2 separate regions of the Homo sapiens genome follow, and region 2 is linked to region 1. Evidence: chromatin contacts called from ENCODE Hi-C or POLR2A ChIA-PET data. All regions are on one chromosome and are shown on one strand. Each heading gives the region's core, a stretch centred on a gene start or an enhancer-like site at or near the end of the contact. The rest is flanking DNA. Distances are from core to core; before and after follow the strand shown. Region 1 overlaps LAMA5 (laminin subunit alpha 5). Region 2 holds the start of SLCO4A1-AS2 (SLCO4A1 antisense RNA 2).

The links. Hi-C counts contacts between places; a loop is a spot of excess contacts on that map. ChIA-PET counts read pairs that join two places held with the same protein, here RNA polymerase II (POLR2A). Pooled maps may share reads with other maps.
Region 2: a map with no recorded cell type shows a loop between it and region 1 (22-fold over the local background). The contact joins the promoter of SLCO4A1-AS2 here to the enhancer-like site in region 1. A Hi-C loop is called at or near these places in 9 of 37 single-sample maps with no recorded cell type and 5 of 50 pooled maps. POLR2A ChIA-PET finds 5 or more read pairs at or near these places in 1 of 52 experiments (H1).

What each region holds. Positions count from the first base shown.
Region 1 is chr20:62,334,259-62,338,236 of GRCh38, reverse strand. It overlaps LAMA5 (laminin subunit alpha 5), which reads left to right. Exons shown (of 80, transcript NM_005560.6): 13 at 1-5; 14 at 87-221; 15 at 299-433; 16 at 510-647; 17 at 1,451-1,503; 18 at 1,792-1,897; 19 at 2,968-3,020; 20 at 3,111-3,216; 21 at 3,616-3,715; 22 at 3,895-3,978. Among named protein-coding and RNA genes, the nearest start is that of MIR4758, 3.7 kb to the right of the region's middle. Within about 2 kb of position 1,701, at least 2 of the 41 ENCODE cell types and tissues checked have a DNase peak (open chromatin) inside an H3K27ac peak, as active enhancers do.
Region 2 is chr20:62,650,238-62,655,381 of GRCh38, reverse strand. It overlaps SLCO4A1-AS2 (SLCO4A1 antisense RNA 2), which reads left to right and starts at 3,196. Exons shown (of 2, transcript NR_183965.1): 1 at 3,196-3,572; 2 at 3,874-5,144. The region is part of intron 1 of SLCO4A1 (solute carrier organic anion transporter family member 4A1); the gene reads right to left. RefSeq lists enhancers at 13-62, 2,715-2,904, 3,685-3,774, 3,785-4,084 and silencers at 3,085-3,214, 3,325-3,504.

The DNA of each region.
Region 1 (3,978 bases), core at 452-2,951:
CCAGTGTGAGTGGTGCCTCTCCACGTGGGCGTGGGTAGGGGAGGCCCGTGGGCCTGGCCTACCGTGACACCCGCTCCGCTCTGCAGTGTGTGGCTGCAGCCCTGCAGGAACCTTGCCCGAGGGCTGCGATGAGGCCGGCCGCTGCCTATGCCAGCCTGAGTTTGCTGGACCTCATTGTGACCGGTGCCGCCCTGGCTACCATGGTTTCCCCAACTGCCAAGGTGAGCAGAGGGTCAGGGCAGGAAGGGGTTCTGCCACCCACATGGCGCCAGGGCCTGACCCCATTGTCCCTCTGCAGCATGCACCTGCGACCCTCGGGGAGCCCTGGACCAGCTCTGTGGGGCGGGAGGTTTGTGCCGCTGCCGCCCCGGCTACACAGGCACTGCCTGCCAGGAATGCAGCCCCGGCTTTCACGGCTTCCCCAGCTGTGTCCGTGAGTGCCTAGGGAGGAAGTGGTGGGGAGGCAGGTGCAGTCTCCACTGCGTGCCCACAGCTATCCTTGTCTGCAGCCTGCCACTGCTCTGCTGAAGGCTCCCTGCACGCAGCCTGTGACCCCCGGAGTGGGCAGTGCAGCTGCCGGCCCCGTGTGACGGGGCTGCGGTGTGACACATGTGTGCCCGGTGCCTACAACTTCCCCTACTGCGAAGGTGAGCAGGCAGGTGGCTGTGTGCACCAGGTGCCGGGCCTGTGTGTGGGTCTGTGCTGTTCACACGCTGCCTGCCTTCCTGTGAGGCTGTTCACGTGCATCTTGCTGTGTGTACTGCGACTGCGTCCCCACGCTCTGTGTTCGCACCTTGTTCACATGCCGTGCAGGGGTGTCCGCGTACTGCCCGTGTCTGCGTGCTGTGCATCCGCGCCTGTCGTGTCTCGTATGGGTGCATGTGTTGCGTTCTGTGTGTGTACGGGTGTCATGTGTTGCTTGTGTGGGTGTGTGTGTCACCTAAGTGTGGGTGCCTGTGTCACGTAAGTGGGTTTGTGTGTCACGTGGGTGCATGTGTTGCGTGTCGCATGTGGGCGCGTGTCGCATAAGTGGGTGCGCGTATCGCATAAGTGGGTGCGCGTATCGCGTGTCTCAAGTGTGGGTGTGCGTGTTCATGTCCTTTCACGGGCGTGTGGGTGTGTTAGTGCACGTGTAGTGGGTGCATCTTCACGTGCGTTTGTGTGCTTGTTCAGACGTGTGTCACACACTGCGTGTGGAATGTACACGGGTACCCCACGCGGTGCACGTTTGCGTGCATGTCCATGAGCAGGTGCTGTGTGGTGGGATGGCACGTCCGTTGCTGCGGAGGGAGCAGGGAGGTGCGTGTTTTCAGGCCGTCCATGTGGATGAGAGGCACCTGTGCTGGTCCTCAGCTCCTGTGGGACCGTGGGTTCTGGCTGGGCCTGGGACACCCTTGGCCTTCCGGGTTGGTCACTGGGAAATGACCGAGGCATGGTCCTCTCTTCACAGCTGGCTCTTGCCACCCTGCCGGTCTGGCCCCAGTGGATCCTGCCCTTCCTGAGGTGAGCCCAAGTCTGCTCGTGTGTGGGAGATGGGTGAGGACCCAGGCCAAGCTAAAAGTCCCGAGTCCGGTGAGACCAGGGCTTCCTGCCTGCTGCTCAGTTGCCATGGCAACCCCAGGGCCTGTCTGCTCCTTAGGCTGGTCCTCTGCCCCCACTGCAGGTGACTCCTGTGAGTCACAGGTGAGGGCCCTCAGCCCTCACCACCCCTTGTCAGGGCTCTATGGCTCTATGGTTTGTGGGTGGGAGAGCAGGGCGCCCGCTCTGACCTGCAGTCTTGTCCTCTCCCAGGCACAGGTTCCCTGTATGTGCCGGGCTCACGTGGAGGGGCCGAGCTGTGACCGCTGCAAACCTGGGTTCTGGGGACTGAGCCCCAGCAACCCCGAGGGCTGTACCCGTGAGTGTGCCCTGGAGTATTGGGGTACAGGGGTTCCTTGGGGAACTGTGCCCACAAGTATATCCTGGAGGGAGTGTTGGGGTGCAGGGTTCCTGGAGGGGCTGGAGCCAGTGAGTGTGCCCTGGAGGGAGTGGTGGGATATGGGGTTCCTCGGGGATTGTACCCATGAGTGTGCCCTGAAGGGAATGTTGGGGTGCGGGGTTCCTCAGGGGGGCTGCGAGTGTGCCCTGAGGGAGTATTGGGGGTATGAGGGTTCCTTGGGGGGCTAGAGCCTGTGAGTGTGCCCTAAAGGGAGTATTGGGGTATAGGGGTTCCTCGGAGGGGCTGCACCTGTGAGTGTGCCCTGGAGGGAGTGTTGGGGTGTGGGGTTCCTCAGGGGATGGCACCCATGAGTGTGTCCTGGAGGGAGTGTTGGGGTGTGGGGTTCCTCGGGATTGCACCCATGAGTGTGTCCTGGAGGGAATGTTGGGGTGCAGGGGTTCCTGGGGGGGTACTGGAGTCCATGAGGGTGTCCTGGAGGGAATGTTGGGGTGCAGGGGGTTCCTGCGTGGGACTGGAGTCCATGAGTGTGCCCTGGAGAGAGTGTTGGGGTACGGGGTTTCCTCGGGGTGCTGGAGCCTGTGAGTGTGCTCTGGAGGGGGTGTTAGTGTGTGGGGGTTCCTCGGAGGGGCTGCACCCGTGAGTGTGCCCTGGAGGGAATGTTGGGGTGTGGAGTTCCTCAGGGGATTGTACCCATGAGGGTGTCCTGGAGGGAGTGTTGGGGTACAGGGGTTCCTGGGGGGGGGCTGGAGTCTGAGTGTGCTCTAGAGGGAGTATTGGGGTATGGGATTTCCTTGGGGGGCTGGAGCCTATAGTGTGCTCTGGAGGGAGTGTTGGGGTATAGGGGTTCCTTGGGGAACTGTACCTGCAAGTGTATCCTAGAGGGAGTGTCAGGGTGCAGGGGCTCCTGGGGGTGCTGGAGCCTGTGAGTGTGCCCTGGAGGGGGTGTTAGGGTGTGGGGGTTCCTCGGGGGGCTGGAGCCAGGCTCTCCTGCCCCACCAAGCATCTGAGTCCTGCCCTGCTCTCCCCAGGCTGCAGCTGCGACCTCAGGGGCACACTGGGTGGAGTTGCTGAGTGCCAGCCGGTGAGTCTGAGGACCAAGGTGTGGGGGATTTGGGGGCACACTGGTCAGGACCCTCCCCTGCCCCACTTCACCTCCTCCCTTGGCCCCCAGGGCACCGGCCAGTGCTTCTGCAAGCCCCACGTGTGCGGCCAGGCCTGCGCGTCCTGCAAGGATGGCTTCTTTGGACTGGATCAGGCTGACTATTTTGGCTGCCGCAGTGAGTGCCCACTCGCTCGTCCCAGACCACAGCCCTGCCTCCCCTCGGTTTATGCTGGGGAACCCAAGGCCCGGAGGGACAAGTGCAGCCTGGGCAGCATGAAGCCCGGGTGATGGATGGCTGCCCCTTGGTGCCAGCCTGTGCCAGGGTGTGGGAGAGGGGGTGCAGCTCCCACCCAGATGCGTGGCTTCCTCTCCCCTGTCCTACACCTGGGCAGACGGCACTAACAGATCCCAGCGCCCTCACCCTCGCCCTCGCCCTCGCCCTGAGCCCTGAGCCCTGAGCCCTGACTCTCCATCATCCAGAGAGCCCCAGGCAGGCTTCTCAGTCTGGCTGTGAGGGGCCCCTGAGGCTGGGTGGGGGCCAGGCAGCCTCTGACCTCCCACCTTCTCCCTGCAGGCTGCCGGTGTGACATTGGCGGTGCACTGGGCCAGAGCTGTGAACCGAGGACGGGCGTCTGCCGGTGCCGCCCCAACACCCAGGGCCCCACCTGCAGCGAGTGGGTACCCCTTCCCCACTGGGTGGTGGGGAGCGGGGCAGGCAGCTTGTCCTCCGGGCCTCTCCGTGTCCCTCACCATGGGCCCACGTGAGGCCTCACCCTCCCTGGAGACCCGGGGCCGCTGTGCAGGGCTAGGTAGGATGGCCAAGCTGCACCTGACCAGCCCCTGCTGTGGCCAGGCCTGCGAGGGACCACTACCTCCCGGACCTGCACCACCTGCGCCTGGAGCTGGAGGAGGCTGCCACACCTGAGGGTCACGCCGT
Region 2 (5,144 bases), core at 1,947-4,446, 320 kb before region 1:
CACCTGTGCCGCCCCCGCCCTGGGAGGGTCCTTCCCGGGGCTGCTGTGATACAGAACACCTGTGCCGCCCCCACCCTGGGAGGGTCCTTCCCGGGGCTGCTGTGATACAGAACACCTGTGCCGCCCCCACCCTGGGAGGGTCCTTCCCGGGGCTGCTGTGATACAGAACACCTGTGCCGCCCCCACCCTGGGAGGGTCTTTCTCGCAGACCTCAAGGTGCTTGCCATCTGGGGCACCTCCTGTTATGGCTGAATTGTGACCCCTAAAAGAAGCTGTCTTGGAGCCTTGACCCCAATACCTCCGAATATGACAGTTTTTGAAACTCAGGCCTTTAAAGAGGTGACTAAGGTTAAACAGGGACATTGGGTGGGCCCTGATCCAATCTGACCGGTGTCCATATTATAAAAAGGGAATGTGGATGTGCAGACCATTCCCCTGCCCGGGAGGGAGGCCGGAAGTAGCTCCTTCCCTCACAGCCTCCGAGGGGGGCCGGCCTTGCAGACACCATGATCCCTGATTTCTGGTCCTCAGCAGTAAGAGAGGGCCCGTTTCTGTTGTCTAAGTCCACAGTCTGGGGTCTTTTGTCTTCACTGTGGAGCTAAGGTGGGGTGGGCGGTGGCGTGTCCATATTGGGCCACATTGTATCACATTCAACAGGGACCCCGGCGCTTCTGGAAGCTTATTCAGCCCACGAAACATCACAACCTGGGAGGCTCCAAAACACAAAGCGTGAGAAATGCTGCCCACTGACATCAGGCTGAGGCCGGGGCCACATCAGCCATGCTCAGGGCTCTGCAGAGTCCGAAGCCCTAAGTATCCGGCCTTGGGGTCTCCTTCCAGCCACAGCCGGCGACGCGCAGAGATGCACGGAGATGCAGGGACAGCAGGCAGTCCCGTGGGGACCTGGGCTGGGTGATACCCCAGGATCCTCCTGGCAGCTCCTCACAGAGTCTGCTCACTGGGCCTGCGCTGGGGCTGGGGTGGGCGGACCGGTGCCCCCCGTGTTCCCCGGGCAGTCACGTTCACCTGGGACCTGAGCGCATGACCTTATTTGGAAAAAGCGTCTTTGCAGATGTGACAAGTGATCTGAGAAGAGATCATCCTGGATTAGGGTGGGCCCTAAACCCGGTGACAGGTGCATTTTTAGAGGAGAAGATGACACAGAGAAGGCCACCTGCAGACAGAGACAGAGACGGGCGTGGCGCTCTCAGGACCACCTGGAGCCCCGGGAGCCACTGGGGGCAGGAAGGACCCTCCTCAGAGCCCCAGGGGGAGCACAGCCTGTGTGGACTTTGGGTTCCTGGCCTCCGGAGCTGGTGGGAATAAACTATTTTTTTTTATTATTATACTTTAAGTTCTAGGGTACATGTGCACAACATGCAGGTTTGTTACATATGTATACATGTGCCATGTTGGTGTGCTGCACCCATTAACTCATCATTTACATTAGGTTTATCTCCTAATGCTATCCCTCCCCCCTCCCCCCACCCCATGGCAGGCCCCGGGGTGTGATGTTCCCTGCCCTGTGTCCAAGCGTTCTCATTGTTCAATTTCCACCTATGAGTGAGAACATGCAGTGTTTGGCTGGGAATAAACTATTTTTTAAGCCCTTTGGTGTGTGGTCATTTCTTACAGCAGCCCCCACGGAGGCAAACAGGTGTCACATATGCCCCCGAATTTGGGAGATGACAGAGGCCTGAGGAGGGCCCAGAGAGATGACCTTGGGGTTGAGGCAGAGTTAGAGCTTAACAGACACACTAACTCTAAGGTCAGCGTGGCGGGTGGGAGCGGAGGCGCAGCCGGTGATCCGCCATGGGGCTGCGAGGGGACACAGGGGCCTCAGTGAGAACCAGCCCCGGGACAGGCCTATGCTGACAGACACTACAGCATTTGGGGATGACAAATTGCTGGCTTTTTTTGTTTTGTTTTGTTTTTTAATAAAGGGGCAACTTCATCTGTGAAGGCAGATAAACCGGGCCCAGCATGGTCAGGCCGGGAGCAGGCCATGGGATCTCCCCCAGGTCCAGGCAAGGCTTGTTTTACGTCTGGAGAGATCTGGCGGTACCAGCACCCCTTCCCCAAGGCCACAGGGATCTCAGGATTGAGCCCCCAAAGCTGGGCTCTGGGTCCTCCCGCCACGTCCTCTGCCGAGGCGCGGTCCCCACAGGGCTCCTCTGTGGAATCGGAGGTCTCGCCCTCTCAGCGAATGGATGCCTCAGCCCCAGGCTCCTTGGGACGAAGGCGGGCAGCTGCTGTGAAGAATCCCGCTGGGTGGCAGGGTGCTAACACCCGCTGTGCACACTGAGCACCAGCTGTGTACCAGGCACCGTCCCAGGCCTCACAGTAGGGGAAGAAGGCCCAGGGGGGTCAGTCATTTGCTCGAGGCCACACAGCCCGCCGGTGGCAATGAGGATGCAGCCCCCGCAGTCTGGCCCCAGAGCCAAGCGTCTGCGTCACAGCTGCCTTCTGACACCTACTGAAAGAGCCGTGCACGCTCGTGTGGCACTCACGTGCAGCCGCTGTTGACCTTGGACACTGCCGGGAGGCTGTTTGAGGCCGTATTTGGAGGCCTCGGACAGCAGAGATTCCACAGCATTCATGCCTGGGGCCTGCTCCCTGGGTGCCCGCGGCCACACCCGGGGGTTTATTTACAATGCCAACACCTATCCACGAGCTGGCAGGCCAGGCTGGTTTGGGACCTGCTGCGTCAGAAAGGGAGTGTGCGTGGAAGGAGAGACATTCATATTGTAAGAGCAATGCTCCACGCCTCCCCAAGGGGCAGAGAGCCACCCACGGCCACCCACGAGCCACAGGCTTTCTACTGAAGCGAGCTGTCACAAGGATGACGTCCCAGGAGCATGTGTAACACAAGAACTCGAATGCCAGGAGTCAGCGGAAAAGCCGGAGGAGCAAGAGCCCCGGGGCGGGACTGACGAGGAGGCGCAAGGGCTCCACCGGCCGCCGGCCGCCGAAACAGAAAGCAACCTCAGAGGCCCGGAGGAGGACAGGCCAGGCTCAGAGCCACGCAGACTCCCCAGGCAGCCTGTGGGTGTGTTTCCCTCGCATTGTTTTTCTTAGTGCAGGAACACAGAGCCAAGAACTACCCTGAGGACTGCCTGGAGGTCAAGGTCCACCCACACACACAAACACGTGCACACGCACACACATAAATAGCAGAAACTTGACCTCATTTCCGGGCTGGGCCAGAACATGAAGGGAAGGAGCCTCAACAGGGCCAAGGAACAGCCTGACGCAGGCGGGAGAGTGCTCAGAGGTTCCGCCTAGCTGCACGTGCTGGCACGGGGAGGGGGGCCGAGCGGGGGTGGGGGGTGTGGGGCGGGGCAGGGTGGGGGAGGCGGGGGCAGGGGGAGTGGGTCGGATTCGGCAGCACTTCTGCAAAGGATCTGATGGGGTCCCTGGGATGCTCAATGGTGGGCAAGCCCACGTAAACCATTGCGAACCAAGACGCTGGCTGCCGTGAAACACCCGCTCAACGCCCGGGCACTGGGCTTGCCTCATACAGGCAGTTTGTTCAGCCCTGGCCTCAGGACCAGACGCTGGGGCCAAAGCAGGTAAGGGGGAAGGGGGAGGATCCCGTCTGCATAGCTTTGAGAGGAAGCCAGATTGCTAAGTTTCGTGACCAGCAATGGCCACAGAGAAACAGAAGGACTTCCTTCTTGAAAATGAAAGCCACAACTGAGAAAGAACAGGTAGTTGTAGGTGTCCAAACAGCTCCAAGCTGAAGGCTGTTTTACCTGAATTAAAAGCTCTGACATAAATATGTAAAGCTCAGCCGAAAGTTACCTATTATGCACATTTAAATCAGCAAATTTAAAATCCTCTTTTAAATATCAGCCATGTGGCTTCCGACAGATGCCCATCAGACGGCCGCAGACGATGAGAATTACATGGCACCACTCAGCTCACCAGCTGTGCACCTCCAGGGGCTTCCGTTGGGGCCTCGTTCTGACGTCTTTCTGAGATCCAGCAGCGACCTGGCTTCGGGCCAGCCTCCCTTATCTGAATCTCACGCAAGCAGCATGTGTGTGACAGTACCCATTCCATCTTCATCATGCCCAAGAGTTTCAGCTCCGGGTTCTCTTCTGAAGCTGGAAATCTTCTCTGGGAGGCCGTTTCCCCATTAAAACAGCGGTGTCTAGATTGGAAAGGGGAGGGTGGGCCTTCCATGACTCAGGGCTAAAGGACAACAGGAGCAAACATAAAAGCTGGCTATGATGGGGCGTCTGGCCTGGCTCCTGCCATCCAGGGGACAGATGGGTTGTGGAGTGACGCTGGGCAGGCAACACTCTGGACTCTCAGGGCGATGAGGAGGGTCCCACATTCATGCATTTCCCAAAGGAAGTTTCCAGGATTGTACCAAGACCTCACATGGATACGTCCTAAGCACTGGCATTTACTGAGCGTGCCGTTCTGAGCTGGTGAGCCAGAGGGATGAGAACTCTGCCTGGAGAAGTGGGTGCCCAGCATGTATGTCAAGGCTTGGCCCGGACCTGAGGGAGTCCTTGCTGAACGTGCGGTGCAGGACTTACATTTCAGGGCTAACGTTTGCCACGAAAACCAGCCCAACGTGGGACATGAAAGCATCTTAGCCGCAGCAGCCGAGTCCAGCAATGTGGACAGCCAGACGCATGCTTGGTGGAGGCAGCCAGCGCCCCCATCCTGGTCTCGGTCATCAGTTCCATCAATGACAAATGCTGCTGGGGCCCATGAGGACCACCCGCGCCACTCACATGTTGCTTTCCTTCTGCGATCTGCTAGCTTCCGAGATGGCCAAGGCAGATGCACTCATGGCTCAGTGAGAAGGTGAACGTCACCTCTGCGTTCACTGCTAATGGAGACTGGAGTAATGATGTCTGGTCCGCGTTAAGGCGGGCAGCTCGGCAGCCCACACCTTTGGTTTTCTGGTCTCAGGCCCATTATGGATAAGCTGGTGTGGGGTGGGGCAGGGGAGTTTCAGGGGCTGGAAGGGCCTCATGGCAGCCCCACGTAGAGGCTGCCTAGCCCCTGGACTGGCCCCACCAAGGGGAACAGGACATTGCAGCTGGGCTTGGGGAAGAAGGGAGGCCTGTCCTTTTGATTCTTCTTTCTGGCATCCTGTGTGTGCACGTCTGTGTAGGTGTGTG